Regions from separate parts of the Mus musculus genome. Here all the other regions are linked to region 1. The links are chromatin loops, found by intact Hi-C in ENCODE. Cell type or tissue: left cerebral cortex. All regions are shown on one strand. Region 1 holds the start of Snrpe (small nuclear ribonucleoprotein E). Region 2 overlaps Etnk2 (ethanolamine kinase 2). Region 3 holds the start of Golt1a (golgi transport 1A). Region 4 holds the start of Sox13 (SRY (sex determining region Y)-box 13).

Region 1 (8,000 bases):
CTGGTCATATGTGACATGCCCAATGCGTGGGGGCATTTTCATTCCTTTTTGGGGGCAGAGATGGTGTTGAGGATTAGCGCACCGACTTCTACCCATTAGGCAAGAGGTTTACTACTGAGCTGCATCCCCAGCCTACCTCTTTTTAAATAGCAAAGAAAGCTAGAATGAGATCCAAAGTACTTCAATCCCTTAGAGGTAAATATTCGCCAGGAATGCCTGCTGGACACTACCCAATTCGGCATGTGCACACATGAATTGCCTTCTGTCACTGCACACCCATGTTCCTCACTAACACGACTCCCACTAACTACTGTGCTTGTTTACCAACTCCTAAGAGAGTATTGATAGACACTCTTGATATCTACATAAAATAACAAAATACTGTGCAGCTTTGGGAGGAAGGGTAGGTACTAGGGAGACATGTCAATTGGTAAAGTACATGCAGTCATGAGTTTGGATCCCTACTCAAACAATGCAGTGCACAGTGGCCTGCAGCCGCACCTAGTGCTGGCCAACTAGTCTTGTTAAATCCATGAGTTCCAGGCTCAAAAAGCAGAGAGCAATAAAAGATACCTCTAGCACATACATCCACACATATGAGTATGTACAAAGCAACCCCACTCACTCCCTTGATGCAAAAAAGAAAAAAAAAAAGTGAGGCTGAGCACGTCTGTAAATCTCAGGAGGCTGAGGCAGGATGGGAAGTTCAAGGCCTTTACTGGGCTACATAGCAATTTCTTGCCTCAAAATAACAATGCCAGAGCTGGACAGTTCAGTAGTTAAGAAGACTGGCTTTTCTTCCAGAGGACCCAGATTCAATTCCCAGCACCCACATGGCATCTCACAACTGTTGATAACTCCAGTCCCAGGGGATCTGGTGCCCTCACACAAATAACAGTAGGCAGAACACCATTGCACATAAAAATAAATAAATCTTTAAAAAAATTTTTTTTCCATTTTCATGGCTATTAATCTAAACATTGAAGAGGCTCAGACAAGAGGATTTCCATGTGTAAGTCTCTCTTAAAAGACTCTGCCTCACACAAAGGAAAAACAGAGACGGGAGAGGTGGTGGAGTTACAAATCCTTCCTTGCTGCTCTTGCAAAGGACCCAGGTTTGGTTCCCAGCACCTACATGGAAGCTCACAATCACCCATCTTCAGGTGAGCCAACAACTTCTGGCCTGTTTGGGCATTAAACACACACAGGCAAAACACTCAGACAAATAAATCTAAAATAACAACAAAAACTTATTGCCATGGTAGCTGTGTGGTAGAGCAGGTACTTTGATCCCCAACACCATCACGATAGAAGCCTAACAAACCATAAGTCTCACCCCCACCAGCTCTATTCTGGCATGATCTAATCCAGAATGCAAGTCCTTTATCACTCCCCGCCCCCCTCTCATTTTGTTTTTGTTCCCTCTCCTCACAAACGAAGCTCTTCTTAAAAGTCTTAACTCTCCCTTCCTTTTTTTTTTTTTTTTTGGTTTTTCAAGACAGGGTTTCTCTGTGTAGCTCTGGCTGTCCTGGAACTCACTCTGTAGACCAGCCTGGCCTCAAACTCAGAAATCCGCCTGCCTCTGCCTCCCGAGTGCTGGGACTAAAGGCGTGCGCCACCACCGCCTAACCTCTCCCTTCCCTTCCTCTTAAGAGAAGTATTATCTAACCCTATTAACCAGAGCAAGGAGAAAAGGCTAAATAAATAACTCCAGCTCTGAAGAGCTTTCTTTGGGTTGGGTCCTTGACGCCTTGTATATTGTTCTTACTGGCCATCTTCTGAGATGTCTTTTTTAATAACAACTTGAGGAAAAATAGCCTGGGTACTCACAATAATACAACCTTCTATCCGCATATTCACTTGTTCATACAGCCACACCTGAATTCGAGATCTCTGAAATAAAAATAATGACTTTAGAAATGTAAACAAATCCCACTCCATTACTTTGTTTCCACAATAAACGACTTATCTTAAAAATTCCAATAAATATAAGCCAAAAACTAGAACTAGTTAGTCTTCATCTAAGAGCTAGCAACACTGGTTAACCTGCTGAGAAACATTTAATAAGTGCTCGGGCAGGCCTGTCCAAACTAATTTTCCTACTCTGAAAATTTATTTTTGCTTCTGGCATGAATACACTTACAGTTAGAACTGTTCACAGGATAGTACAAAGCGAATCTGGCGATTAAAAATTACAATGGCTTAAAACGATTTTTCATCTGTGTTGTAACACTCTAAAATAAACATCGCTAAAATCTCCTCAAAGAAGAGCATTTGCCACTCGCTTCTCTGTATATAACGCCCCCACTCCCCCAAACCCCGCTTTGGTGTCTTTTCTCCATTCTAAGTCCAACTATGGAAAAAGCACTATGCAACTGTCACTGCTAAATCCGATGACAAATCGTTCTTACAGAGTAATTTTAATAGTAAATATAATTACATTGTTCTTACAGAATAATGGTAACTGTGTGCATCCTTAAGTCAGCACGGACATATTAATAATTAGCGCTTTCCCTGTGACCTTATCCTCAACTCTGGTTCTCCCCCCCCCCCAATTTTTTAGTCTAAGCACTAGAAACAGAGAATTTGTTACAAAGAGTCAAACAGGCCCAACTTTCATTTCAGTAACAGTAAGGAAACAACTTACGTACATTTTGCAAGTATCTGAAGATAAGGTTCTGCAGCACGGCGATCAAGGAAAAGAACTACACAAACAGCGGAGCCTCCGCTCCCAACCGCGCCGGACTCTCCAGCGCCCCAAGGTCCGGCCGGGCTACATCCGCAAGCACAAACGACCGCCGGGAGCATGCGCTCCCTCCCCACCGCCCTCGTTTCTCCAACCTTCCCGATGGCCCACATCCTCCTCTCCTCCTCGGTATCCCCCGCTTTCATCGCGGATCGCCAGCCTGGCCGGGTCCACCCGGAGCCCGCCTTCCGCCTCCCGCCTCCCGCCGCCCTTCAACTCCGCGCGCTTTCCTGCCTCCCCGTTCGCCCCAGGGCCTCACGGGAAGCGGCCCGCAGCGGGCTGCCCGGCTCCCCGCCCACGCTCACGGCGCCTACGGCCCCCAAAGCCCCGAGTTCACGCAGCGTAGGATACGATGGGCTGCACCATCACCTTCTGCACCTTTTGGCCCTGGCCGCGGTACGCCATGGTGGAAGTCACAAAGACCACACGAGTAGGAAGGCCGCCTCGGAAAGCGACTTCCGGAAGCAAGACCCGGAAACGGAAGTGCAGTGGTCGTCGGCGACGCGGGCCGGTCCTGGGGAACGCCTCTCTAGGCCAGGAGCCGCTTTTTCTCTATGCTGATAGACTCCGCCGGCGGCCTTCCGACTCAACCGCTCTTTGAAGTCGAGGTCGGTCCTACAGCGCCACCTGGAGGTAGGCTGAGAGGCTTGCCTCTGCCTAGGTGCTCTTCTGAGAGCTGCTCTGGAATTTAGAGGCGGCATCTTGTCCAGAACCATCTGCAGACTCCCCTTATTTGTTTTGGGCCCCAGAGCTAGTCTAGATGGTCATGCCCGAAGCAGTGGTGGAGTTGTGGCTTGTTCAATAACAGATTCAACCCTCATCACCTTTATGCAGAGTTAACTGTTGCAGTGGCAACTGAAGATGGCAATCTAACTAGCTTGGAGGTATTGAAATCGGCTTGTTGGACTCAGATCTCTCTCAGTTGTGTGACCGGTGATAATTAAGTCATTAGGCCTCAGCATCTCCGTCCCGCAAGGGGACAGGAGGTGAAGATTCAGGGAGGTAGTAGTGCACAGGTGCTCCTAGAACACATCTGTAATCTCAGCTTGTGGAAGGCGCAAGGTGAGTATGACCTTAAGCTAAGTAGTACGTTCCAGATCTAAGCTACATGAGGCCTTGTTTCAAAACAAAACAACCTACATGGTATACAACCTGATAAACTTAAGGTAAGTTAGAAATGTAAGTTAAAAAAAAATGCATTTAATGCAGATACCTTGGGCCCAGGGGAGATGATTCGGTAGGTGGGACATGAGGTCTGTCAACCAGCACCTACACAAAATTACATGCCTGTAATTCCAGAGACAGGAAGGAGGGTGCCTGGGCTGGATGGCCAACTAGTCTAACTTAATCGCCAAGTCCTAGGTTCAATGAGAGACCCTGTCTCAGAAGGTAGGGTGAAGAGTGACTCAGAAGGACACTTGATGACATCCTTTGGCCTCCACATGCACACAGAAAATTGTTGAAAATGTATATGCCTAGTCTACTCAATGCCATCGCTTAGCAACACAACATAGCAGCCTTTCTTGAAGCTGCAGCTGCCCCCCACCTCACCAGAAAGTACCTAGAGCTGCTTACCAGGGAAATGATCAAAATTTAAAATGCAAAGTCTGATTTTTTTTTTTTTACAGAATTCATATTGCTTTCACACCATCTTTAGGATGAAGAATTGTAAGTCAGGAGCTATCTGGATGTGTGTGTGTGTGTGTGTGTGTGTGTGTGTGTGTGTGTGTGTGTTAAAGCCTCGTCCCCCACCCCACAACACAAGTAGCAAGAAAAGGGACTGATTAACCTGATTAACCATGCCTATGTTAGTTAGTAACCATGCCTATGTTAGTTAGTAACCATGCCTATGTTAGTAGTAGGCAAGCCTACTCAGTTTTCTGTTAGGACAGGGCTTGTGGCCTGGTTCAAAGTCTATCTAATATTTTAAAATATTTAATATTTAACATTTATTTAAATATTCTCTTTCTAACAAGGAAGCTGAGCCTTGAAAGGATTTTGGATGGCATCTAAGGGGACTGGCTGGCACTTTAGGAGATACCACTTAGGTCAAATAACAGAATCTAAATTTGCTTACCTAAGGTCTTCTTCAGATGAGAATAACACGAGCGCCAATCTATAAAAGTATTACGATGAAAGCTTTTTTTTTTTTTTTTTTTAAGACAGGGTCTCATTCTGTAGTCATGGCAGTCCTGGAACTTGCTATGCAGACCAGGCTGGTCTGAACTCACAAAGATCCACCTGCCTCTTCCTCCAGAGTGCTGAGACGAAAGGCATGTGCCACCACACCTGGCTGAAAGCTATTTTTAAGCTACAAAAAGAGACTTACATTTTTTTACATGGGAAAATTATTTCTTTAAAGAGAATCTATTACACTCCAAACATGAGAAAAAGCATTTACTGCCCACAAAGGCAGAGTGGAGAGAACCCACAGAGACCCACTCCATCTGAAATGCAAAGACACCTCACCACTTGCTTATGCATTTTCTGATTCCTAAACTTTGGTTAGTTGAATCCTATAAACAATTCTTTTAAGTGATTCTACAACTCATCAGAAATGTTGTATGATTTCTTTGTTCTTAAAACAAAATTATTTTCCAGGGCCAGCAAGATGACTCAGCAGGTAAAGGCACTAGCAATGAAACCTGGTGATGTGAGTTCAATTCCTGGATTCTATGTAAAAGTGGAAGGAAAGAAATACATTAAAAACCATACACTTGCTGGGTATGGTAGCACACATCTTTAATCCCAGTAGTTAGAAGATAGAGGCAGGTGAATCTCTGAGTTTGAGGCCACCCACAAAGCAAGCTTTGGGATAGCTGTTGATACACAAAAGCTGAAAAACACAAAAACAAAAACAAAACATATACTTACATGCATGGGAACACATCGTAAGTAGAAATGTGGTGTTCTAGCCTGCGTAGAGGACAGTGGACAATGTTTAAGGAGTTTTGGTTGGTTGATTTGTATGGTTTAGATTTGTCCAGGTATCTTGTGTTTACTGATGACCTAGTATCACTACTTGTAAGTATTCTAGCTTTATATATTATTTGGTGGGAAGTAAGTAGAATTTTCCTTTATTCAACTTTAGAATCAGATTATCAAATTTTAAAACATTATTGGTTTTTTGTTGTTGTTTATGTTTGTTTATTAGTAGAATGTCTTTGTGTAGCCCTGGCTATTCTGGAATCTCTGTAGACCAGGCTGACCTCAAACTCAGAAATCCTCCTGCCTTTGCCTCCCAAGTGCTGGGATTAAAGATGTGCCCACCATTGCTTGGCAAAACAATATTATTTGCCTTTTATGTGTAGAGGTGTTTCTGTAACTAGGCCTATGCACCACATGTGTGCCTGGTGCCCATGGAAGCCAGAAAAGGGCATTGGATTTCCTGGAACTGAAGTTACAGATGATTGTGACCCACCATGTGGGTGCTGGGAATCAAACCCAGATCCTCTGGGAATGGAGCCAGTGCTCTTGATTTCTGAGCCATCTGTCCAGCACCTAGATCACCAATTTTTTAAAATTACATTTGGAATTTGTGTTACTATTAAATTTAATATCAATATTAAATTTAAATGTCAAATTCCAGTACATACTATTGACTTATTTCTTCAGAGGTTTTTGTTTGTTTTTTAAGTCTGGGTTTAGCTCTCTGGTAGTGTAGGACTAACAATCCTACACGTGGCCTTGGCTTTGATCCCTTCTCTTTCCCCCCTATCCCTAGACAAACTTAAGCCTGCTATAATGTGATTTTTGTACCATTGTTGGAAATATAGACAGGACATCAAGTCTGTTGGTCTATAAGGAATCAATGATTCCACAGATTGTAGTACAGTGCAACTGTCATCGAGAGTAAAGGAGCTCTTTTCATCCCTTGTGTCCTGACAGGAGAGGTCAGCCAGTGGCACCCTGATGGGGGAAAGCAAGCAATGGAGTGTGTGGCTTGAGATTGACCCCAGTCTCAACCTAGGTTATAGCAGAATTTAGGGAACCACATGTACGTGTGTAACTATAACCCCAAGAATAAGCACTTCCTTAAATTGTGCCCAAGCTACCTCTTCGTCTTACCCTGGAGAGGTTCCAGCCCTGAGAGCCTAAATAGGGACAACAGTGTGGGAAGAGAGCAACAAGATTAGCTGAGGGGCTGGAAAGACAGTTCAGCCTTTGAGAGCACTTACCCCTCTTATAGAGGACCTAGCTAGCCTAGGTTCCCTGGACTCACATGGTGGCTCGCAACAGTAACTCCAGTGCTATAACCCTGTGCTGCCACTAGGGACACAAGTACTACATATACATACATGATGGCAAACACTCATAAAAATAGGTAAATATGAAATATGTTGGCTATGAATTTGTAATTGTTAAAGCTAGGTAACGTCCTGGATTTTATTGTAAAACTTTCTTGTCATTCTGTTTCAAATTTCTCTCATAGCTGGGCGTGGTGGTGCATGATTTTAATCGCAGCCCTCAGGAGGCAGAAGCAGGTGGATCTCTGAGTTCGAGGGCAGCCTGGTCTACAGAGTTCCAAAGCAACCGGGGCTACACAGAGAAATCCTGTCTCAAAAAAAGAAAAGAAAATATGAAAAATTTTAAATAAAGTACAGAATGGCATTTAAAAAGATGTATATGCGTATAAATGTTTTGCTTGCACGTATGTCTGGGTGCCACATGCGAGACAGATACCCACAGAAGACAGAAAAGGGCGTTGGCTCCCTTGGAAATAGATAATATTGTGAGCAGACGTGGGTGCCAAGAATTGAACCTGGGTCCTCTGCAAGAAATGCTCTTAGCTATTGACCCATCTCGCCAGCCTCTAGAATGTCATTTTATACACACTGTATTTACTGATATACGAATTAATATTTCACAGTTCAATATTTAATAATGGAAACCTTGGTTTATTTTCTTTTAGATTATATCTAATCATAATATTCTTGTAAATCTTGAGATTTCCATGACACTGCCAGGGTCTGAAAAGCATGCCTGAGGAGCACCAGCTCGGCAGAGCACCGGCTCCAGCAGAACACAGGCTCCAGCAGAGCACCAGCTCCAGCAGAGCACCAGCTCCAGCAGAGCACCAGCTCCGGCAGAGCACCAGCTCCAGCAGAACACAGGCTCCAGCAGAACACCAGCTCCGGCAGAGCACCAGCTCCGGCAGAGCACCAGCTCGGCAGAGCACCAGCTCCAGCAGAACACAGGCTCCAGCAGAGCCAGCAGAGCACCAGCTCCAGCAGAACACAGGCTCCAGCAGAAC
Region 2 (8,000 bases), 230 kb before region 1:
ATTAGGAAAGTTGAGAACCACTGCTCTGAACTGTCCTGCCCAGCATCAGGGCCCACACTACTGGTGCCATCCTAGCCAAACTGTGAGAACCAGTGTGAAGGATAGAAAGCTGCCCAGCTCTGAGTTCAAGGCCAAACTGGTCTGCAGTTAGTTCAAAGGCAGCCAGGACTACACAGAGAAACCTTGTCTACACATTTAAAAAAAAAAAAAAAAAAAAAAAAGGAGTTGATTTGGCTAGACCTGGTTGAGTTTGTAGTAGTCCTCAGTAGGCTGTCAGGCGCCCTGCTCACCCACTTCCTTGCCTGTCCCTGGCAGGTATGCGGTGATCCGATTCAACCAGTACTTTAAGGTGAAACCTCAGGTGTCGGCCTTGGAGATGCCAAAATGACCAGCCTCCTGTTTCTCCATGTCCTCTTGCTGCCAGATCTGCTCCCCAGGGTGCCTTTCTGCCTTGGAGTTGGGCACCCTGGGGCAAGGCGGGCACCCACGGAGAAGGCTCCCAGTGGATGCCAATGAAGACCTCATTTTCCTGTTTGGAGGGGCTGAGTCCCAGCATTGGGCGTGGGGAAAACCCTTCATCCTGCTAGGCTTGGAGAGGAAGTGCCTGCAGATAGTGGGGGGGCCTGGACTGCCCCCCTGTGAGAGCACAGTTGCCAGCCCAGGCACTGCTAGAGCTTGGGCTGCCTCAGTTTGTCCTTGACCCTTCCTAGTAGGGGAGGGGAGGGTTCATTTCTACCTCTGGTGCCCCACCCCCACCCCAGGCCTCCAACTGAGCCGTATGCCTCCTGTGAGAGGTACTGAGCTCCAAGCCAGCAGGAAGCCAACTCTGGCTTGTCATCCTGGGGAGAGGTCCCAGCTGCACTCGCTCCACAGCTCCTCCAGCAGCTGCCTCATCTGAGGCTGCCAGCTTCTCCAAGCCGGATGCCATCCAGCCACCCCTTCTCCTGGTCCCCTCCTTGTGCTGCTGCCATGCTCCTGCTAGGTCCCTGCAGAGAAGAGGATGGTAGACCTGGAGCAAGCATGACCTTGGGTACCAGAGGGCAGGCACCAGAGCCAGCATCCTCTTCCACTTCTCTTCCTTTTATTCTGAACTTAACCAAGATCTTCCCATGTGGAACTGAATGGCGGAAGGCAAGGGGGCAGGGCCTAGGCACCTAGAAGCCAGCACAGTTACCAGGACATGGCCAGATACTGAAGGTGTTGCCAGCTCGGTACCCACCTCCCAGTCCTTACAGGCCTAAGGGAGTCTGGTATAGGCCCCTACTGTGATTCATTTGTAGATTATGGTTTTCTGCATTAAAACGTTTGTTTCTGGAATACGGTCTTGGAAGGACAGTGGCTTGGGATCTGATTAGTATGGATGCGTGTGGAGGAGCTGGGCCAGACCTGGCCTCCCTTCCGCCGTGCTTTTGGAGTTCACCCCTGCTTAAAGCACAGCAGCCTGTACACCTCTGGGCCACCCTCGTTGGGGCCTTCAAGGTCACGGATACTAATGGAGAACCTGGGGGAAAAGACGTGCCCAGGCATACAAATGGTGAGCTCGTGGCTAGCTGTCCTGATAGAACCAGAACATGCCGTCCCTGCCTCTCCCCATCTGCCCTGCCCTGCTTCTCACGGATTCTCTCATAAGGTTCCAGTTGGCCAGAGGATTTGGGGTGGTGACGGCACAGCAGCTAGATGAGGCCTATGGACAAAGGTACCCGAATACCCTTGGTAGTCGGGCTCAGTGCCCCCCCCCCCCCAATGCATAGGACCAGCCAGAGGTCCAAAAGAGGAACTGGGAGGAGTCCCGAGATAATGGGGTCTAATTTCCCCTGAGATCAGAGTTTGGAGTGAAGTTAGGGCTTTGAGCCAAGCAGCTCCCTCTAGTGGCCAATTAATAGGCAGAGGCCAAAGAAGATTCCAGAACCCTGGGCAAGTCTCTTGTTGGCCCCTGCCTCAATGCCGGATAGGGGACCAAGGTGTAAGGACAGCAAGAAAGAAAAAACAGCCAGAGCTCTGAAGGACAGAGCCAGGAGTCAAGACACTCCCTCATCAACTGGCCCTGGGTCTTGGCAGTGTGTGGTCTTTCTTTTCTTTCTTTTCAATATTATTATATGTAAGTATACTGTAGCTGTCTTCAGACTCCAGAAGAGGGCATGAGATCTCATTACAGATGGTTGTGAGCCACTATGTGGTTGCTGGGATTTGAACTCAGGACCTTCAGAAGAGCAGTCAGTGCTCTTTAACTGCTGAGCCATCTCCAGCCTGCAGTGTGTGGTCTTAATCCCTCTTTATCTACTTTCACCCACATGTAAAATGAAGAAATCCTCTGCAATGCCAAGTTTGCCCCATAGTTAAGTTTCCTCTACTTCCCAACATCTTTGCTGAAGGTAAGGTTTTGTGTGTGTGTGTGTGTGTGTGTGTGTGTGTCTATAGCCAAAATAGTGAACGTTGAGCCTATCAGCTCAGGTTCAATCTCACAATACCCAGAGCATCTCTTAGCCACCCAGAAACAGTCTTCTCCCTCTTGCCCCATGTGGTGGCTGGATGACCCTGGCCTCCTCTGATGACCCCTCATCCTCAAAGGCCGATTCTCAGCCCTTCCAGGTGATGCAGCTTTTCCTAAAGAAGGGGTTTGGACTTGGAACCCAAGCTCTGTGAGGAACATACACTATGCACGCGCGCGCGCGCGCACACACACACACACACACACACACACACACCCGCGCCTCATGGAGGACAGAGCCTTTGTTAACCTGGACCATTTCTTTTACAAGAGCTGCTGTTCCTCCATACCATGTTGATGGTATGAGTGTAACCAAGACCTGTCTTTACAGAACCCCATTAATTTTGAGGAATTCTGTCCTTTCCTCCAGTGACGATTCTGTCACAACTATGGCTTTGAGATCCCCATTCTAAGTGTTGGGTCATGGAGTTTTGAAGACCATCACTAGATAAGTATGGCAGGGAGCCCTCCTGAGTGTCTGTGTGTGAACCCTGTTGCGGAATGAGCCCACAGCTTTCAATGGATCCAAGTGACTCCCTCTCCCAGACGGTAAGATTCATGAGGAAGTTTTAAGACTTATTCCTTTCAGTGAAGGGGGGAGCTGAGCCACTGTCCCTCCAGGCTGCTGCAGTGCCTCCCTCAGCAGTGTGTCTGTCACAGGCCTGTCCTAGGTCTCCGTCCGGTCAAAGCCATTACTTTCAGACACTTTGCCTGATGCTCCCACATGCTGCCACCAGGGGGCAGCAGCGACTGGCTGGCGCTAGACTCGAGAATTCGGCCAGGCCAGCCTCCCAGCAGAGAAAGGGCACGTCCTGAAATGGTCGGTCTTTATTACACCCATCAGAAAACAAATATGCTGGTTAAGTTATTCATCATTATCTTCTTAGTAACAAAATAAAGCACTATCTATGTTTACAGTCATAAAAAGAAACAGTCTGGAGAGAAATAGGGTCAACAGCGGTGGGGAGGGAAGCACCTGGCCTTGTGGGGTTTGGGGTCTTTCCCTGCCCCAGGGCAGCTCCAGATCTTTGACTAGGTGCTAATGATTTCCTTGGGATACAACCAGGAAGCTAATTTAGGAGGAAAGGGGGGGGGGAGGGAAGAAGCCACCCTAAGCTCATGAAGAAGGGATGGAGACCAGCTGCCATGGGGTCCCCTCTGCAGGGCTGTCACTGAGAAAAAGATCCTCATGACTGCGGCACACACGTTGGGAATCAGGGCAGAGCCCCCTTGGAGGCCTGGGCTGGCTCTCACGGCCCTGGGAGCTAAAAATGGCTCCGTGGGAACTGACTGGCAGAGTCTGAAGGGAGGGAAGGGGTCATGGGGGTCAGGAACTGCCAGTCCCAGGGGCAGGCTGGGCCCTACAAACACCCAGAGGATACAGCGGGTGTGGTGGGACAGGGACAGACGGAGGAGGAAGAGGGAGAAGTGTACATGGGGAGAAAATACGCAGAACCTGAGACACCAGACTGACAAAGAGGTAGCAATGTGGGGACAAAGGAACACAGAAGCAGCCCCCAGAGAAGCATCAAGACACACATCACAGAGCTCACGGGCGTGCCTGGCTCACAGTGACACTCAGCAAATGCCTTCTGCCAAGAGTGGCGTGATGAACATGTGTGGGCCGCGCACAGACACACAGTAGCCAGAGGCACATGGACTTGGAAGACAAAAGACAGCACAGCCAGACTGCAGAGTTCAAAGTAACCCAGGTGGCAGAGGGGTGACCTGGGAGCTTGTAGGGCAGGTGTGTTGTCCCACAATGGCTGGTCTGGACCAAGAAGAAATGGAAACAAAGCATGTGACCTCAGGGGGGCAGGTGTGTCCCTGTCATCCCCTTGAGTGGGTGGGCAGACAGGAGGAAGTACATCCAGTGGTCCCTGGCCATTGTCCCCAAGGGCTAAAACCCTCAGCAAGCTTTGTCCACCACGGCCACATGACTCCCACCCAGCCAGGCCATTGGCTCCTCCGATGGGCCCAGAGGTGTGATGAAGAGGAGGACCCCCATCTTGGGAATGTATCTACAAGTGCAGTTTCACCCATCACCTGGCCACACCCAAGTCCAAGTACCAAGATAGTTCAGGAAGGCTGGCTGTGCCTGTCCGGATGGGAACAAGGTCTTTCCCCCAGCGGTGACGGGCCGGGCCCAGCGAGCTGGGGATCAGTCTGTGAGTACCACCAGCTCCTCATCACTCTTCTCGTCACCCTCTGAGTCCTCGTCCTCGCTGTACCGGTACATCTCTCCATCGGCCACCGAGTGCCTGTCATCTGTGCCCTCCCCTTCCTCCCGGAGACTGCAGGTATTGATGATGACAGGCATGTTGGGGTCCAGGCCCTGGGGGTCATAGTGCTCCACCAGTGGACGTGCCAGGGGCAAGCCCGCTGCCCGAGGGAACAGGATATCTGAGCTCACCTGTGCCTGGCCAGCCTGCGGGCTGAGAGGCAGAGAAAATTCGCAATTACAGATGTACCCATGTGCCCTCCCAGCCCTTCCAGCCCTCCCTGCAGGCTGGGTAACCGGCATACTCTGGCCCTTGCGTGTGCTTCCTGATGGCCAAATTCACTGCCAGCTATAGCTCGAAAGCTCAGAGTCGAGGGTATGTTGGACGGTGGCACGTGAATATTATTTTGTTTTAGTGTCATTGACCACAGAACTCTACCCTAGTGCCTGTCATGGTCAAATAAGGGGCCTTCCTACGGGATGAATACCTGTGGTGTTCTCAATTTGCCCTGCGTTTGTCAGGCTGCAGGTGCCCCAGTTTAGGTCTTATACCCAACTCCCAGTCACCAGTCTCGCACACAGTCATTATCCATCAGGGGTCACACACAGGCAGATGGCACACAACTCTGCTCCCAGATCCTTGCTGGCTGCTCTGCCTGCCTCACACAAAGACCAGACACACACACAACCCCAGTCTCTCACAGCAGCCACAAGCCGCCTCTGGCCACCAGGGAGGGCCTGCTCACGGGATGGTGTAGCTTTGGCGAGCACCCTGGCGCCGTGTCCTCATCAAGGCCTTGTACTCGCCCACTCGCAGCCGCCGGCCCTCCACGACACAGGTACGCTTAGGCCTTGGCTTGTACTTATAGTCAGGGTATTTCTCCAGGTGCTGCCGGCTCAGACGGGCCTGCTCCTCGTAGTACGGCTGTTTCTCCTGGTTGGTCATGGACTTCCAGCGAGAACCTGATCCAATACCAGGCAAAAACTAAGGGCCAGACTCTCGTGGTACCCCACCAGGTTCCAAGCCCTAGCTAGAAGTCCTGATTGGACCCTGGTCTTCAATTGGGATCAAAAATGATAAGGCATAAGCACTCATCAAGGGCCTGGCCAAGTGTGGATGCTCCCTGGATGCTGGGCCAGGAAGAGATGAGGCTGGCAATGACGGGGAGTCTGTACCATTCTCATGTCAAACAACTCGGCACCCCTGAGAGGTCTCCGCCCCAAAGGCATTCACGAAAGAGCAGCCACTCCAAGCCATCAAGTATCCGATGTGAATCTGGGGTGTAGCTCAGTGGTAGAGCATGGGCCAGGGTAGACATGGGAAAGCCGAAAACAACCCTGGTGTTCCAGACAAGAAACCCGCGCAGTTACTGGAGGGGACTCAGCCATGAAAACACCACCCTTATTCAGACTTGTCGGCCCTGCCCGCTCCTCAGCCTCTGACACAAAGTCTCTATACCAATGGTCCACAATGCTAGTCTCTATTTTCTGCCAAAGCACAGGCCATAAGAGGCACCGGGTGTTTGGAGGTGGTAAAGAATACACAAAATCCCAAGGGGAGGGACAACCAAAAGAGCCCTGCGCTGGTACAAGGTCCTAGGATCCAGCTGCCAAGAACATCTCAACTGCTACACCTGGTAAGATTCTACCAGGATTCAATAAGGCATGAAAACTCCAAACAGACCCAGTCCTACTGAGCTATGTCCCCTGGGCTCAACACCCTGAGCTGCAGAGGACCCACGCCCTGGCCCTTACCAAGGATCTTGCTGATGCTGGAGTTATGCATGTCTGGGAAGGCCTGGAGAATTTTCCTCCGTTCATCCTTGGCCCACACCATGAAGGCATTCATGGGTCTCTTGATGTGGCTGCTGTTCCGAGACTCGGAAAAATGACGGGAGCCTGGAGGATGGGTAGGTAAGAGTCAGGCAGGCAACAGCTTTGGGGCTGGCAGAGATATCCCTTGCATGGCCACCAGGAGGCACTGATGAGGCTCATAGAGAAGTCAGCTCAGGCCTAGCAAGGCAGGAAGTAGAGGATGAGGAGGGAAGCGAAGGCCAGCGGTAAGCAGAGGCCCACCACGGCCAGAGAACAGGCACAGCAAAGATCCAGAGAAGCAGGGCTCCACAGAGTTGTTACAAGATACCAGAAGACGACCCACGGATAGAGACACCAGGGAACAATGGAGACACATGCCAGGAAGGACCCAAGAAAGGAGGGAGGAAGGAATCAGGGACGGACACAGCCCTAGTGGAGTTAAGTGGCGCCCAGCGCCAGAGCTCTCACCATCCATGTCACAGCTCAGCATGGCTTCCTCCAGGGGATGCACACAGCTCTCCTCCAGCCGCTCCTTGGCCGGGGAGGAGTCCAGGCTGATGAGGTCCTGCAGGTGACAGAGACAATGTGGGCATGAGTACTTCCTCTGTCATCCTGTCTTCATCTTCCTGTCCTCTGGGCAGAGGAAGATTGGCCCATACCTTCCGGAATGGGGTATTGGGGGAGTTTTCCAAAGCCCCACTGTGGCTGTGCAGCAGCTGCCGGGCATCCTGGATGGCTTTGGTGACGGCGTCCCCTTCACCGAGGAAGCCTGTTTGGAGAGGGAACAAAGTGAAGGGCAGGGACCCGAGGGCTTTGTCCCAGGAGCAGCCCACATATTTATGCTTCCTGCCACGTCACACCTAAGGGTCTCCTTGTGGCAGTACACTCCCTGCCCATCCCCACACCTCCCTGAGGACTGCCTGCTGCAGGGTGCCAAGGGTCGGGAATGAGGCAACTCTCTCAGATGCGCAGCTCAGTGGCCTGACCCCATGCTGTCTAATCTGATCCTGGAGAACAAAGGCGCCATGGAAGGAGGCGTCCTCAGAGCAAGCCTCATCCCCGGCTTTAAGAAAGCAGAGGCTGGGGTGGAGCTCGGTGATGGGAGTACCTTAGAACTGTTTAAAAACCCCAAACTAGAACGGAGAAAGGGAAGGACCGTGCCCAAGGTGGCGTCTGGCTCAACTGTCTAAGGTGAGACGACTCACTGTCGTCTAAGGTGAGAGCAGATGAAAAGGCTTACCCAGAGGCAGGCTGGGGGGGCTGGATTGCAGGTCCCTTGTGGGAGCCCCATGGCTGGCGGGGCGAGGCCCACAACTGTTCATCTTCAGGCTGGGAGAGCTGGAGGTGTTGGGCAGCTCAGGTACCTTGGGCTTGGCTGTGAGGTTCAGTGGTTGTGGGGGCTCCTGCCGACCCAAAAAGACAGAGAATGAGAAACACCCAAGGAGGACCACCCCATCACAGGACAGACAGGACTCA
Region 3 (8,000 bases), 300 kb before region 1:
CGGGGCGCCATTCCACCTCTCCGAGAAAACCAGCTGTGCCCAGACCCTTGCCTTTCCATTCCCACGTTGTTCAGAGGAGGTGGGCCAGCAAGAACTTTGTGAATGTTAGTTTCAGAACAGGTCTGTACCTTTAAGTAGCCATTTGTGTGGGGAATGTGGGAGGGTGAGAGTTAATGATTTACCTGCGGCTCTGTCCCTGTTGCCAAGGGTCAGCCACCCTGGAACATGCTCAGGCTCGGTCCTCTGGGCTCTCCACTAGCCAGCTGACCAGGAAGGCCCCCCCGTGGACTGAAGCATGATCTCCATCACCGAGTGGCAGAGTGAGTGGCCTGGCTGGCGGGAGCCCGTGGGGCTGTGGAGGGGTCCCCACTAGGGTGAGTGAACACTCGCTCTTCCCAACCTGGTTCTTCTGCTGGGACCTACAGATGTGACCTCTGGAGCCAGCGGTTGGAAGCTGCTCTGTTGGCATCCTCGAAGCAGCAGGGGCGGGGCGGGGCAGGTGTGACCTCTGCCTTGTAGAGGGTGGGGCCACCCGAGGCAAACTCACAGCAGGCCGAAGCCCATCTCACCTATAGTTCTGAGAACTTGGATGCCTCTGCCCATTCAGACATCACCCCAAAACCTCAAGGTCTTTTGTGGCTCTGGGTCTGTATCCTCACCCCAAACATCCCTACTTTTCCTTTAGGGGAATTAGGTAGGAGGTGGCCTGGGAGGAGCCGATTGTCCACAGGGAGGGGAGAGCTAAGGTCTCACTGGCTGAGCTGCTTAGCTTCTGAGCCTGCTTTCTCTCAGTGAATCTATGGTAACATTTGCTTTGTGCCAAGCACTGTGCCAGTACAGACGGGAATATCAAGACTAAGGCAGGCATGCCCTCTGCTTACCTTCTAGCAAGGGAAGGCAGCCATTACCTTAAGAAGTGACTGCCTAGCAGGTCACATAGTAACAAGAGCCAGCCTAACACAAAACTCTTTACTCTTAAAGGGGCCGTGGAGTTTGAAGGATGTGAATGCGTGTGAGGGTATTCATATCCTCTGTCCAGGGAAGGCTTTGTTGCAAAGGGCCATTAATGCAGAGCACTACAGGAAGTGAGAAGGTAGGCTATGCAGCCGTCTGGAGGCAGAATGTTCCAGGAAGAGGAAACAGCCAGCACAAAGGTCCTGAGACATTGCATCTGCGGTGTGCGAGCCCCAACCAAGAGACTGGTGTGGCTGAAACATTATAGGCAGAAAGGTAGCCTATGCTGGACCACTGTATTAGCCCATGCTGGACCAGTGTGTAGACAGCAAAGGTTAGAGCATATGAAAAGCTCATTCTGGCTGCTGAGGTAAAGTAGACTGTAGAGGATGGAGCAGCAATGAAGAGACCCTTCCAAGGCGAGAGAAGACAGGGCCAGGATGTGAGCCGTACAGAGATAGGAAGTGGTCCTGTGGGCCTGTGTGGAGGAATTTTCTGGAGTGGAGATATGGAAGGATAAAAGTTAAGAATATTTCTCTGGTGCCTGGGGAGTGTCCCAGAAAAGAAGCCGAAGTGGGAAGCAGGAGCCAGGTCTGAAGGGGCTGGGCGCCCTTGTCTCAGACATCCTGGATAGACTTCAGGCAGGGAGTTAGAGGGTAAGGGTCTGAACTCCAAGGGACTTGTCCAGAAAGAGAAACATGGAAGTCACCAACACGTAGATAGCTGATGCTTAAAACCAAAAGAGTCCCTAGATCCCAGGGCACAGGCTCTCAGCCTCCCCAGCTCACGCAGCCTTTGGGTGCAGATGTTACTGTTAAGGGAACTGTCCTGGACACTGTGAAATTTTAGCAGTACCTCTGGCCACCCAGCAGGTGACAGCAGTCGACCCTCCCATACCTTGTGACAACCTAAATATCTCCTGACTTACCTCACCCAAACTGCTTCCCCTGCATTCCCACCTTGCAACTGAGGGGGTAAGAAGGAAGAACAGCAGAGCCCTGAGGCAGGGGCATGCTGACATGCTATTAAGCTCATTAGCCTTCAAGTGTGATAATACGCTCTTAGAGGCTGGGACAAGTCCTATGATGCTTGGTCCTGTGAGAGGGAGAAGTGACAAGATTGTTGTCAGAGCACAGGGACAGGCTCCCCTGAGGAGCTGGCATTTAAAGGACACTGTTCCACCTAGGAAACCTCATATGCAAAGGTCCTGGGGCAAGAAAGCGTGGGCATCGTAAGAAGTCAAAGGCAGTGGTGTAAGAGGAGTGGCGGGGCTCGAGAGAAAGTGGAAGATGTCTGAGACCCCCCACCCCATACACATGCCCTGTAAGGCATGTATAGAAAAAGGTCCCTGCTTCATTCCAGTGAGAAGGATGCTATATGATCAGCTGGTACACTTTCGGTCCTAGAGCTCTATGTGGAGGACTGGGGATAGGAGTGGTGACAAGCAGGAAACTAGAAGCTAATGGAGACTGTGTGGGGGAGGGAGGAGGGGAGAGATGAGGATAGCTAGAAGTGACTTGGCAAGAAGGAAGAAGCATGGAGGGTTTTGGATGCTTCTGGAAGCAGCTGCCTGATACCAGATTAGATAGGGTGGGTGGCGGGCGCCTCGAGGGACTTGGCAGGCAGTGGCAGTGGAGATGCTGGAGGCACGGGATAAAGAAAGGAAGGCTGATCACTGTTTGGGACCAGGTGGCGTGCAGACTGCCAGAGAGAAAACCAAGCTGACGGACGGTTAAGCAAGCAGTGGGGTCTCAGGCATCCTGGGCGCGAGAGATAAATGTCGGCATTGTCAGCACACAGGCAAGCATTTAAAAACACAGGAAGGGGTGGGAAAACAGAATGAGGAGATTCAGGAGCTGGGCCCAAGCCCTGAGTGAACCAAATCACAGAAGAAAGTAGGAGCTGGTAAAGGGGGGCGGGGGGGGTACAGCTAGCCGGTGGGGGTGGGGGCGGGGGTGGGAGGCACAGCTAGCGGTGGGGGTGGGAGTGGGAGTTCCGGGGGGAGGTACAGGTAGCTGGTGGGGGCGGGGGGGGGGGAGAGGTACAGCTAGCCGGTGGGGTGGGGTGGGGGAGTACAGGTAGACGGTCAGGGGTGGAGGTAGGGTTACAGCTAGCTGGCAGGAAGAAAATCATAAAGCATCCTGAGAGCCAAGAGGAAAGCTTCCAACCAGGCAGTGGCCTGCTGCCCACTGCCAAGGGCTGACACCCACTTGGAGCTTTGGGTTATTAATGGTCAAAACAAGAACACTTTCTGCAGGAGTGGAAACGACTGGGTAGGTTAAGGTTACATTTCAGGGTCTCAACTGTATTTAAGACCCGGGTAGCCATCATACCTCATCAGGGAGGGTTTAGTTGTGTTTGTAAAGTGGAGTTAATCACAGCCCCTCAGCAGGCAGTGTGAACTCTGCCTGGTGTTGCAGGGCCATCAACTGTCTGTCACTACTGTCAACTCTCCTTCGTCTGGAACAGTCAGTCAGAAAGTCATTCGAGGAAACACGAAGGGGTACTCAGAGCAGGGTGTCAGAGCCCCAGGCTGTGGGCAGTGTTCCATGGGTAGCCAAGATGGGGCATGGAGGGCCTTCCTATGGAGTAGAGGTAGGGTCTTTGTGATGGCCATTCTCAGTAGTCAACTTGACTATATCTGGAATGACCTATAATCCAGAAATGGAGGGGCACACCTGTGATCCAGATCTTGAGACTGGAGGACACACCTTTAGTCCATATCTTGAGGCACACCTTTAATCTGGGCCATACCTTCTGCTGGAGACCTACATGAGGACAATGGAAGAAGGAAGGGCGTGTTCATTCTTCGCCTGCTTGCACTTACTGCCAGCACATCTGTGGGAACCTACTTCTCCAAGATCCCAGCTTATACAGAAGACCAGCTGAAGCACCTAGCCTCGTGGGACTGAGCCAATAGTAGACTCTTAGACTTCCCATTCACAGCTGCCCATTGTTGTGTTAGTTAGACTGCAGCCTGCAAGTCACTCCAATAAATTCCCTTTATAGATATAGATTCCATAAGTTCTGTGACTCTAGAGAATCCTGAAGTATACAGACCTCATGCAGATGGGCCCAGTGTGTCACCTGAAGAGCAAAGAGAGATCACCAGTGGGAGTCAGGCTAGCAGCAGGTTCACCGAGAGACTGCGGGAGGTATACACGGTAATGTCCTGCAGACGGCTCTGCCAGTGAATTCTGACATGGGAAAGTCTTAGACAAATCCTATGAAGAGACCGGGTACAAGATAAGTGGCCTGATTCTTCAGAAGATCAAGGTCCTGTTGAGCTCTGATTGTGGGAGGTTTTCCAGTCAGGCACACTACAAATAGCACATGATATCATCCTATGGATGATATTACTGCCATTCATGACTTGAATGGGTTCTTAGGGCAGGACAATAGACATATTCAAGTGTTCATTTTCTGTACTTGGCCTATCTCAAGGGTAAGGGAAGGGCAGTCAGAATAGTCCAGCGGTGGCACCCACTCTCAAGTAGGTAAGGACCAAGACTCTTAATGGAGTATTTAGTTTGGTACGTTTTAATTGTATAAAGAGAAAAAGGCCAGAGGCTGTCTCACACCTTTAGCCACAGATACTTAGAAGGCTGAGGCAGGAGGATCACATGAACTCACGAATTACAGAAGAGGCCTGAGGAACTTGGGAAAGAATAAACACATCATCTTGGGCCAAAGAGACCGGTCCATGTGCTCCAGGTGATAATGCACTGCAGCAAAGAGGACATCGAACCTGGCTTTCTCTGATGCAGTCTGAAAAGCTATGCCCTGATCACCTGGCTTTGGCCTCTCCTCATCGGCTGCCGGCTGAGGGCTCCTTCTGGCAACAGTTTGGGAACTGCAGGACCTAGGGACCAGCGGCTAGAGAGTCAGGGCTCAGATGACGTGCGGCATGGGGAGACCCAAAACTGGACATTTGAAGCCAGAGGCGTTCTCTCCCCTTGCTAGGCAGTGTCCTCCCTGGAGCCAGACCATCCTGAAGCATTTCCATTTACTCCCTGCTTGCTGCTTTGTAACTTGTGCAGCAGGGGGCGCTGCGACCTCTGTCTGGATCATGGGAACATCACCTACAAACTCGTAGTTCCTGTGTATGTGTGTGACACACCCCCACCCCTACCCCAAACCCCACTGCCTTCTCTGCCATGGCTGCTATCCTAATAGGAACTTCAGGTGCAGCCCCCTCTCCCTGAATTTGACTGACTCATGAAAACTACAGTAGAAGCAACAGGAGGGGCTCATTTTGAAACTGTGTGAGAGAAACCCACTTTCTAATGCCTGTCTATGAGCTTTTGTGTGAATGCTGGAATGCTGGAAGCAACTGTATATGGTCTATAAAAAGGCAGATTCCCAACAGAGGAAAATTCTGGGATTGCCCCAACCTGTGGAGAAGACTACCAAGCAACTGTATATGGTCTATAAAAAGGCAGATTCCCAACAGAGGAAAATTCTGGGATTGCCCCAACCTGTGGAGAAGACTACCAAACAAACTGCCAAGTGATCATTGAGCAAATCACTGCTAGAAAAGATGTCTAACATAAGAGAAATGAACTGCACTCAGTGGGGGTGGGGGCACACGCTTGTAGTTCCAGCCAGCACTACTGAGGAGGCTGACGCAGGGGGACTCTCCTGGGCTACATAACACTAAGTCTCAAAAACTCATATATATACATATATATGCATACACACACACACACAGACACACACACACAGACACAGAGTGTTTGATTCATTGGTTGGTTTGTTGGTTGGTTGGTTGGTTGGTTGGTTGGTTTCAGTGTTTTGAGACAGAATCTTACTCTATAGTTTAGGCTGGCCCCAGACCTGCCGGAACTCCCCACCTTTGCCCCCTGAGGCTAGGATTGCAGCATACATCACCATACCTGGTGTTTTGTTTTGAGTCAGGGTTTCACTCTGATCTTGAACTCACAGTCCTTCTGCCTCCACCTTCTGAGTTCTGGCATGCGGATACATACCACTGAGCAGGGCATGAATTCTTGTCTGGCTGTGCCCGTGGGTCACTTTGGAGTCTGCCATGTCTCAGAACCCTCTATAGAGTTTCTTCATAGTGGTTCTCAGAATTCTTTGTTTGTTTGTTTTTGGTTTTTTGGTTTTTTGCGAGACAGTGTTTCTCTGTGTAGTCCTGGCTGTCCTGGAACTCACTTTGTAGACCAGGCTGACCTCGAACTCAGAAATCTGCCTGCCTCTGCCTCCCCGGTGCTGGGATTAAAGGCGTGCACCACCATGCCTGGCGGTTCTCAGAATCTTAATAGAGACCCGAAGTGATCTTGGGTGCTTTTGATGACGTCAGCACACATATCTGGCATGTGCAGGGGGTTGGTGAGAGCACTGCTGTGGCCACTCCTGGCTGCTGCTTCCACGGGCACAGCTCACAGTGTCCAAATGCCTCTGTGGCCTCCTGACTCAAGTTCCTGTTTCTCTGTGAAAGCTGGCAGCAGTGAATCATAGTCAGGGATGGGTAGACTGGAGATCCATGGCTCGGCTGACCTTCTCAGAAAGACATGCAAGGAGAATCTGAGAAAAGTAGGTTCTTCAAAACAAACAAGCAAGCAAACAAACATAAAAAACAAGTCTGTTGAGGACAGGCATACAGACATCTTAACAAAACAAATAGCAAAACCAAGAAAATGTTTACACTGTGGCCCCACGCCGAGGGAGGGGATGTTATGAGACTGGGGTCATAATGTGTATTTTTCTGGCAAGGGTAAGGAGATAACAGACTTTTTCCTGTTTTTGTTGCTGTCATCAAACAGAGTCTCACTATGTAGCCTTGGCTGGCTGGAACTCACTATGTAGACCAGGTTAGCCTGTGACCCACAGAGATCTGTCTGCCTCTGCTTCCCGAGTGCCAGAATTAAAGGCGTGTATCACCATGCCCAGCTGATGACACATGTTTAAAACATTATATAGATTGTTTTATAACAAGTACTTAAAACATGACTGGAACAACAGTGAGCACCCATAGTCCCAGGCACGCAGAAGGCTGAAGGGAGAACATTGCAAGTTCAAGGCCAGCTGAGGCTACAGACCATGACCCTGTCTCGGGGGTGGGAGATTGGATGTAGTTCTAGCATAGAACACTTGTCTAGCACATGGAATAAGGTCCTGGGTTTAACTCCCACTACTGCAACAAATCCCAAACATCTTTATCATTCACATTAAAGTAATGTGGTATAGTCCTCCACCACGCCACCTGCAGGATTATAGTGGGCAGACACCTTGTCTCCAAGGGTAGAAACACCCCCAAGAGCACAGCCATTCTAAGGTCCCGTGGGTGCTGTCTTCTGCCCAGCTGTCCTGGGTGCTGAGAAGTTTAATTCAGGACAGCGCCTAATAGAAGTAGGAAATAAGTCTAGACATACCATGAAGACTTGTCAGAAACTTGACATCATTCCACCTAAAAAAGCAAATAACTCACAGTGTGATATCACCTCATCTATTAGCATGGCTGCTATCAAAAACATTAAAACTGAGGCTGGAGAGATGGTTCAACGGTTAAGAGTGCCCACTGCTCTTTCAGAGGACGCATGTCCCAGCCCCTATGCCAGGAGGCTCACAGCTGTCTGTAACTCCAGTTCTCGGGTATCTGACTGCCTCTTCTGGTGCCCACACACATGGCATGCCAACACACAGACACACATACATACACATAAGGGAAAATGAAAATAAATCTCTCTCTCTTTTTAAAAGATTTATTTTTTATGTATAAAAGTGCTCTACCTGCTTGTACACCTGAGTGCCAGAAGAGGGCATCAGATCCCATCATGGTTGTGAGCCACCATGTGACTGATGGGAATTGAATTCACAGCCTCTGGAAGAGCTGAGCCATCTCTCCAGCCTCCTTTCCTTTTTAATTAGAAATCAAGTGTTGGCAAGGATGTGGGAGCCTTGTGTCCTGAGGACAGGAGACTGAGAGAAAGAAGCCAAGTTGGAAACCAGTACCTCAGCCTCTCAGATATCAGAAGAAGATCACTGTGTGTCGCAGCAATGACACTTCTGGGTGTAAACCAAAA
Region 4 (8,000 bases), 190 kb before region 1:
ATTGGACTCTCCTCCACCTCACCTCCCCAAAGGGCTCTTCTCTGATCTGTTCTTTCCCTTCCAGTCACTCTTCCCTTCCCTTGAGGATATTGCTCTGATATCCTCAGGGTCTCCCTGGAGCTCTCAGATGCCCCACCTGGCCCAGGCCCTGTGAATAGACATAAAACTCCCCACTTACTCCACCCAGACAAATGAGCCCCTTGACTTCAAAACGTCCTAGCCTTGTCCCACCCAACACCCAGCCTGCTCCCAGAGCCCCACTGTACCTTCACACAAGGCTTCCTGCCAGCCTCTTAACCTTCCTTCCCCACCCCACCCCACCCCTCAAGACACAGGCTGAGAACCCAGGCCTCCCTGGGTTGGTAGAATGACTTCAGACTTCTTCAGTAGAGCTCTGAGGAGGGAGGGGTGGTTTGGCCCACAGAAAACTTGCAGGGAGAGCCAGATCCCTCTGGTCTAATCAAACTGCACCAAGGCCAAAGCTATAAGGCTGGCAAGTCCCTGACTACACCTCAGTCAGTACTGTTGAGTGTTTCAGGGGCCCCTGGGCTGTTACAAAGTGGTCTGGCCCAGCCTCAAAGGCCCCTTGTCCTGTGATGGTCACCCGCCTGGCAGGAAGCCCCTTTCAGCACCCAACTCCTCCAGGTCTCTCATGGAATGGTCCATTCCTTTCTGTCTCACCGGCAAATTGCAATATATCTTAAATCCTTTCATTCTGATTTTTAAAAAAGTAACTACACTTCTAATGCTACTTTTAGACACTGTGGCTCAGTGCTATGCCTAGCATGGTCAAGCAAGGCACTGGGGTCCTTCCCCAGCACAGAAAAAAAGATAAAATGAACCACAACTTTAAAAAAAAGGAAGAAGTCAGCAATGGCCGCGGGCCTCAGAAGGGCCACCGGGATACTGGGGCTTCCCGCTCTCCCTGCGGTGCCCCGGGCCTATCGGGACAAAGGGAGCCCCCACATCAGCTGCCCCCTTCACTGGTCACACCTGGACCCCAAGGCACCTGCCTCGACCCAACTCCGCGCAGGCGCCGACCCCTTGTCCTCTCGAGGGGCGGGGCGGCCCACAGGAACCGGTTCTCCGCCCGGCCGGTTCCGCAGGCAGGAGGCGGGGTGCTAGGAGGACAGGCCGGCCGCCTTGGGGCGGGTCCCCAGGGAGCCAGGCCTGGCGGGGACTCCAGACCCAAACACCAGGGGCCAGGCGCCAGCGGAGAGCCCTGGACTGCCCCTTCCCTTTCTTCTTTCAAGCCAGAACACTGAAACCTTACCTAGGACCTGTCCTTACAAAGCACGGGAGAGGGGCAACGTAGAGGGAGAGCCCAATGCTCCTTTCCAATCCCTGCCCCATCCCCACGGGCAGTTTACCAGGCTTACTGCTAAGGCCAGTGGGAGTGGGATGTGGGTTTCTCTCTGTGGTTCCCAATGCCAGGTTTGCAGCTTCTCAGAGACCAGAAGGGCCTAGCTGGATAATATGACTTAGGAAAAAGGCAGCAGACATTGTCCCCACTTCTCCCTAGTCTTGTATCCCATAAGCTTCTGCCCCTTCAGTATCTGGAACTCTTCTAACTGGTCTGGTACCAGGCCACACACTACATAGCTTTAGCTGTGGCTGGCTTTTGAATGGAAGCAGGGAAAGGAGCCACTTCCTCCCCTCCTGCCCTCCTGCCCTCGCAGCCTATAGGTCTGATTACAACCTAGCACTTTCTCTGGGACTTGGGGTCCTTGACAGTATCACAGCCCGACAGTCCTAGGGGTCCCCAAGCCAACCCAAAGCCACCAAAGCAGAGAGGTCTTCTTAAAACTGGGAAAGCCTCGTACCAAGCCTGGGTCATGAGGGCCAGAAGTCCAGAGGAACAGGGTCTCGTTGGCATAGAACAGGGTCATGTAGGATGCATCTGTATTGTAAGAAAGCATGGTGATACACATCCCCTTCAGGGACAGTGGCAGAGGGTGGAGGTGGCCTTGCCCAAATGGCAAATAATGAATCTCTAAGATAGGTCTTTGGGAGCACGAAGGTCAACAGAGAAGGAGCAGCATTCAGATCATGCCTGCTGCCTGCATCAGGGAGACTGTAGGTGCTAGTTCTTCATCTGGTGACAGGAGTTCTGACAGCAACCCAGGGCATTTTAGGAAGGGGACTAGCAAAGGGTAGGAATGGCAGCAAGTGCAGGCAGAAACAGGCCCTCCTAAGCAAAAGGAAAATAACTCCCATTCAAGGTGGCAGCCCTCCCTGCACAGAGGCCTTTGCAAACACTCAGCTTCACCCATCAATGTACTGAGGAGAGGGGTGCAGGACAGGGGTGTGGATTCCCCTTACCACGGCATTAGCTTCCTGAAAGCACACCTAAGGTAGCTCAAGAAAGGCCACCCCAAACCTCCAGAGAAAACCTTAGTGTGTGAGCCCTCAAGGGCAAGACCCATGGGTGTCCAGGAGGAGCACATGCAGCTACCAACAGCTACCTAGCAGCCTTACAGCCCAGGGGCCTCAGCAGCTCTAAGAGACAGATCTTCTCTGGGCCGTTGTCTCACCTCATGGACCAGAAACAGGACATCTGCTCTACCTAAGTCCTTCTCATACGACACACAGTTCCCAAATCTGTTTTTATTTGTTTGTTTCTTTGTTTCTTTGTTTATAAAGCAAAAAGACCCTGTTGGGCTACTTCCCATGTGCAAATAAGGCTGCAGGGTGGACCTGAGGTTGGCAACATCTCTTCATGATTCCTGGTCCTGGTGCTTCTGAATTATACACACACACACACCCCTCCCCTCTGGTTTCTCCTGAACTCCACATGTTCCATGCTCCCCTCCCTACAAGTATGTCTCCATGTGGACATATGTAAAGTGGAGGCCATCTCTTTCTTTGACCTCCACACAAATACAGTGCCACAAGTCCCTACCACTAACACACAAACACTAAATAAATAAGTGTAATTAAAAATTTTTAAACAAACATAAAAAACCTTCTACATGTACACATCTAACTGCACCAGATTGTATCATACATGTATCAGTGTGTGGACACATATCAGCTTTTCCTGTACTTTCTCCAGGTTTTAAGGTGTTCTGTTAAAAGTATTTTGGGGGTTGGGGCATTGTTGATATGTGTGCACATGTACTAAATTTACAAAGAACAAAATAAACAACAAAAAAACACAATCTCTCCTCCCTCAGCCATCATTTCCTGCCCTGGGGCAATCGGGATCACTTTCTTTGGTATCAAATCATCTTAAAAAAATCATAAATCACTCTACTCTCCAACGGCTTCCTGTGGAGCTGACAGTAAAATGCAGCCCACCCCAACCCCCAGTCACTCTACCAGGTGCCACCAGCCAGGCTCTGACCCTCCTGATCCTACAGGCTCTTTTCCAACCACCAAGCCGCATACTTGGTTCTGACCTGGGAGGAGGAGAGCATCTGCTGGTGCCTCAGCCTGGAATGCTCCTCTTCCCAGCTGTGTGCAGCTGGATCCTTCTGTCTTCAGGCCTATGCTATCCTGAGTTCTTCCCAGGGCAGTCTTCACTGGCCTCCCAACAAGTCCTCTGCCCTGTGCTCTACCTCCCCACATTGGGTATTTTTTCTCATGGTCTGGTACTCTAATGGTCGGGACCCCCATTAGAAAGCAGCCGCTCTACAACAGGTAGGCAATCCACTTGTCCACCTACTATCACACTGTCTAGCCCAGGCCCGGCAGGAGATTGGCATATTCCTTCCACAAGTTTCTGTTAAGGAATGAAGCAGATGTTTTAAACTTTGCATCTGCAAACCGCCTACTTGCAGGACCTTCCCAACACCAAGTTTTCCCACACTGGCCACCCACCCCCAGCCCCCATGCCTGGTAAGGGTCAGAAGGTCAGGGAAGGAAGAAAGGGGTGCCCCTGGATCTCCCCTCCCTGTGCTATGCCGCAATAAAGACAAGAACCTGTGTCTCCCCTACATTCCGAGTAGCCTCTCCAACTGTCACTGTAAAGTTGGAGGTGACAGCTCTCATTTATCTAAGTCTCAGATGCAGTATGCTTGGCAGCCAGGCTAGCTAGGCTAGGTTCTCAAGTGAGCCCCAGCAACAGGAAACAGATCCTACCCTGGGAACAGAACCCTCTAGGGCAGGCAGTCTGCCTGGCCCACCTGACTTCCCCTGAGCCCCAGACACCTGGGATCCTCTTAGTGAAAATCCACCCAGTTCTCTGAGACACAAATGCACATCCAATCCTGGGTCTGCAGCACAGACCAGGGTGTCCAGGGAATACCCTTTCAAAGACATTTCCTTCCTGGGGCTGTTTCCAGGGAGAATGCTACATGGTGTGAAGATTAATTTTTAAGAGGAAAGAAGGAAGGGAAGAAGGAAGGAAAAAAGTACTCAAAAAGGTTGAAGCAGGTAAGTAACAAGAAGGTAAGTTTGGGTAGATCAGAATCCAGAAGAGGTAGGAAGGAGAGTGAGGTCACTTCCTCCCCATAAGTGATAATTACTAAAATCGATCAAACGGACACAATCACAAAGATTGTGGGCTCTATACACGGTCCTTTAAATTATAATGGCCCAGGTTGGAGATACTGCTCCGTGGTAGTCACTTCCCCAGTATGAACTAGGCCCTGGGCTTGATAATACTGTTATTACAGTAAGGACAATAGCTAGCTGGGCATGGTGTCTGTGCCTTTAATCCCAGCACTCAGGAGACAGAGGCAGAAGAATCTGAGTTCGAGGCCAGCCTGGTCTACAAAACAAGTCCCAGAGCGGCCAGAGCTACGCAGAGACCCTGTATTGGAAAACAAACTAATAGTAACAACAATAATAGACGTAAATATGATTAGTAATAAGAAACAACAGCTAACTTCCCAAATGCACACACTGAATACAGTACCCAAGATTTCCTGCATGTTGAGCTAGAGCTCTTCCACTAAGTTACATCCCGACAACAAAAGCTAACAGTTGCCGAGCATTTATTTACTTTGTGCCGCATGGCGCTGAGATTGCCTTTAGACTTTTCATCCTTAAGACCACCCCCACGAGGTGGCCACTGTCAGAATTTAACCTCACTATACAGATAAGTAACCTGAGCAAGGGAGGTGGGTCAAATTGCCTTCGGTGGCACCACCAGCGGCTGCACTACTGTACAACTCCAGCTTAGCTTCCTGGTTCTAACTACAAGGCTATCTGGCGTTCCGTGGTACAGGCCTTCCAAACCAGCATCCTTCAAACCATCAACATACACCAGCTTCAAAGATAGAAGCACAGATCCGCCCTTTTTTTAAACTGAGAAAGTACAGGCGATGTTTGGACATCGCCAGGATCAAGCGACCCATCTCGGTCAAGAACAAGACCCAAGTGTGTTGAATCTAGCACACAGTGAGGGACTTCCTACCGCATCAAGAAGTTGGAAACAGGGTCTCTGGGAACCTTGCTCGGAGTGGCAGCATCACTGACTGACTGCCTTAGGTCAGACCCCTCTGCCAGCGCCAGCGCTAAGGCGCCGGGCCCGGAAATTCCCACAGAGCTAAAGCAAACTTCCCAGGAAAACTCCTCAGTTTCCTCTAAGCTCTTGTCACGGAGATGCTGCCAAGAGCGCCAGCTGCTGGGGACCCTCCCAGGCTAGAGCCACCGCTCAAGCGCCCGGGGTCCTCCCGGAATGATCCAAGGCTGAAGTTCAAAATTCACGTCCAGCCCAAGCCGGACCCCCGGCCTCGCCAAGGACTCTGGGACAGCTCCCACTCTCCGTGCCTTTCCCCCCCCAGCTTCAAGTAATGAGGCACCTCCTGCCAGGACATGTAGGTTGGTTGCGGGGAGATCCCGCGGGCGACCCTAGAGCTCCTGGGGAATCTGAGCAGCCGCAGCTGGCGCGTGCAAACACACGCACGCACACACACACACACTCGCGTGAGTGTGTGTTTACGTACCGAACGTGGGATGGGAAAACAATGGCGAACCGCTGGGACTACGCGACCACCCCCCACCCCCATCCCATCAGTCCTGTGATCAATTTATTTCTACAGTGAAAGGGGCTGAAAGGCGCTTCTCCGACACTCCACCGTGGGACGCAGGGGTGGCAAGGGGCAGGCTGGAGTGAAGAGCAGCAAGGGCTGAAAAAATGGGAGGCGGCGCCCGGCTGGTCCGCGGGGAATGAACCGGAGCCGTGGGAAGGGCGCGCGCTGAACCCCGGCTGCCCAATGCACCCCGGGACCGGAGCTCCGCGTTGCGGGTACCCGAGCCCCACGTGGGGCTCGCACGGGGACATCTAAGCTCAGGCTGGGAGTGCTTAAACTGGGAGCGTTGGTCAGGCTGGGGCGAAAGACCTAAGGCCGGCGGGTCGCAAAGGGCGGGCGGGTAGAGGACCCCCGAAGCCCGGCTCGCGTGGCGCGCGCACGCCACCCCCAACGGCCTGTAGCCACTGCCCTCCAAAAGGACGCGGGATCAGCGCGGCGCCACCGGCCGGCGTTGTGAGGGGTCTGGTAGGATCGGCTCCGCCTGGCAAAAACTTTGCCCAAGATGGAAAGTCGCGCGGCAGAGAGCCAGCGTGTCCCTAGGAACGCGGGGGCGCGCGTGTCAAACTTCGCGAGGCTGGGGTGATGGGGCGCGCGGCGCGAAGGGGCGCACTTACTAATCGGTCGGGCGCGGGCCCGGGGTCGCAACTCCGCGCTCCGGCTTCTGCTCAGTGCGTCCCGGCAGCCAGCAGCCTGGCCTTCCCGCTCACATGCCCCGGCAACGCGGCGGGCAGCGGGCCGGGGCGGCGCGGCCGGGCGGAGGCACGCCCCCCGCCGTGGGCTGGAAGCGCTCAGGACCCGCGGCCCGCCGGGCTCCGCTGGCCACGGTCGCCGAGCTGAGGACGGGTCGGGCGGCGCCCTCCTCCGAGCCAGGCCGCTCGGCACTCTGCCCTCTGCCCCCGGCTGGCCGCCGCCGTGTTCCCTTCCGCAGTCCGGCTCCCGGACTCGCGGCCGCTGCGCCCGCCAGGCCGGCGGGCAGTGCGCTCTGCTCCTCCGCGCAGCTCCGAGCCCGCTGGGTCCAAAGCCAGGGCCTCCGAAGCTGAGCGCGCCGCCTCGGCCTTCGACCTCCGCCGGCCGCTCCGGAGCTCGGCTTCCAGGAGCCGCGCTCGTACACTTCAGTTCCCAGGCGGGACTGGAGCAGGGCGCTCGCCGCTCGCTTCTGCGAAAGCCACTCCGACAGCCTCCGAGGAGAAAGAGGGAGGGAGGGAGGGAGGGCGCGAGCGGGCGGGGGAGGAGGGAGGGTGTGGAGATGGAGGAGGGAGGGACAGAGCTTCCTCCTCCTCCTCCTCCTCCTCCTCCTCCTCCTCCTCCTCCTCCTCCTCCTCCTCCTCCTCCTCCTCCTCCTCCTCCTCCCAGCAGCTGGTCCAGCCAGGCCTCAACAGCTGGAGACCTGTGCTGGGAAGGGGACAGCAGAGGTTCTCCAGAGTGAGACCTGTGGAGATGTAGTGACCCACTGGATAGAGAAAATAGGGGGAGGAAGGTGAATTCTGCCTAGTCCCCTCGACCCAGGTTTGAGAGTTACTATGGGGAATTTTCATTCCTTTTAACAAGTCCAGTTCACAGCCTCCTCCAGAGACCCGAGATTGAACTTTATTTTTCTCACTGGTAAATCAGACTGGCCTCGAACTCACAGAAACCTGCTTGGCTCTGCCTCCAGGGTGCTAGGATTAAAGGCATGCTCCTTGAGAACTGCCCTTGGAGCTGGGAGTGGCTCATGCCTATAATACCTGGGAAGCTGAGGCAGGAGGATCTCAATTTGAAACCAACCTGAGGGCAAGGAGAGACCTGCTTTGATGCGATCAGATCTCTGACAGCTTCCTAATGTCTAGCCACTCCCTAGCCCTGTCCTTTTTAGAATTTCTCCAACAAGTCCTTCCTTTCTTCCTGCCCCGTTTAGGAGGAAGGTTTGTTTGAAGAAGGGTTTCTCCTCATTCGGCCCATCTATTAAATGTCTACACCAAACCTGACCCAAGCAGATGCCAGGGATCACCAAGATGAATGACACAGTGGCAGCCCTTTCTG

The links. Peaks named below come from ENCODE experiments on the same cell type or tissue, not always from the same donor. Only the 100,000 strongest peaks of a DNase experiment are listed, where the experiment ranks them.
Region 2: it touches region 1 in a loop (9-fold over the local background); 41 of 42 quality-filtered maps call a loop at or near these places.
Region 3: it touches region 1 in a loop (8-fold over the local background); 21 of 42 quality-filtered maps call a loop at or near these places.
Region 4: it touches region 1 in a loop (9-fold over the local background); 2 of 42 quality-filtered maps call a loop at or near these places.

What each region holds. Positions count from the first base shown.
Region 1 is chr1:133,607,067-133,615,066 of GRCm38, forward strand. It overlaps Snrpe (small nuclear ribonucleoprotein E), which reads right to left and starts at 3,214. Exons shown (of 5, transcript NM_009227.3): 1 at 3,098-3,214; 2 at 2,652-2,678; 3 at 1,831-1,893. The coding sequence starts at 3,151. In left cerebral cortex, CTCF peaks have their summits at 3,386 (motif pointing left) and 7,022; DNase peaks (open chromatin) are centred at 3,283 and 4,043; H3K4me3 peaks cover 1,275 bases; H3K27ac peaks cover 768 bases.
Region 2 is chr1:133,379,002-133,387,001 of GRCm38, forward strand. Etnk2 (ethanolamine kinase 2) reads left to right here. Exons shown (of 8, transcript NM_175443.5): 8 at 316-1,317. The coding sequence ends at 388. Sox13 (SRY (sex determining region Y)-box 13) reads right to left here. Exons shown (of 14, transcript NM_011439.2): 9 at 7,765-7,927; 10 at 7,184-7,293; 11 at 6,993-7,089; 12 at 6,465-6,608; 13 at 5,456-5,672; 14 at 3,299-4,923. The coding sequence ends at 4,650. Among named protein-coding and RNA genes, the nearest start is that of Etnk2, 19 kb to the left of the region's middle. In left cerebral cortex, CTCF peaks have their summits at 1,885 (motif pointing left), 3,231 (motif pointing right) and 6,677 (motif pointing right); DNase peaks (open chromatin) are centred at 946, 1,875, 3,280, 4,117 and 1 more place.
Region 3 is chr1:133,309,592-133,317,591 of GRCm38, forward strand. It overlaps Golt1a (golgi transport 1A), which reads left to right and starts at 232. Exons shown (of 5, transcript NM_026680.4): 1 at 232-320. The coding sequence starts at 296. In left cerebral cortex, CTCF peaks have their summits at 1,816 (motif pointing right), 4,994 (motif pointing right), 7,141 and 7,736 (motif pointing right); DNase peaks (open chromatin) are centred at 2,540, 4,996 and 7,771; H3K27ac peaks cover 956 bases.
Region 4 is chr1:133,417,281-133,425,280 of GRCm38, forward strand. Sox13 (SRY (sex determining region Y)-box 13) reads right to left here and starts at 6,932. Exons shown (of 14, transcript NM_011439.2): 1 at 6,596-6,932. In left cerebral cortex, a CTCF peak has its summit at 4,885; DNase peaks (open chromatin) are centred at 1,129, 5,630 and 7,077; H3K4me3 peaks cover 3,742 bases; H3K27ac peaks cover 3,103 bases.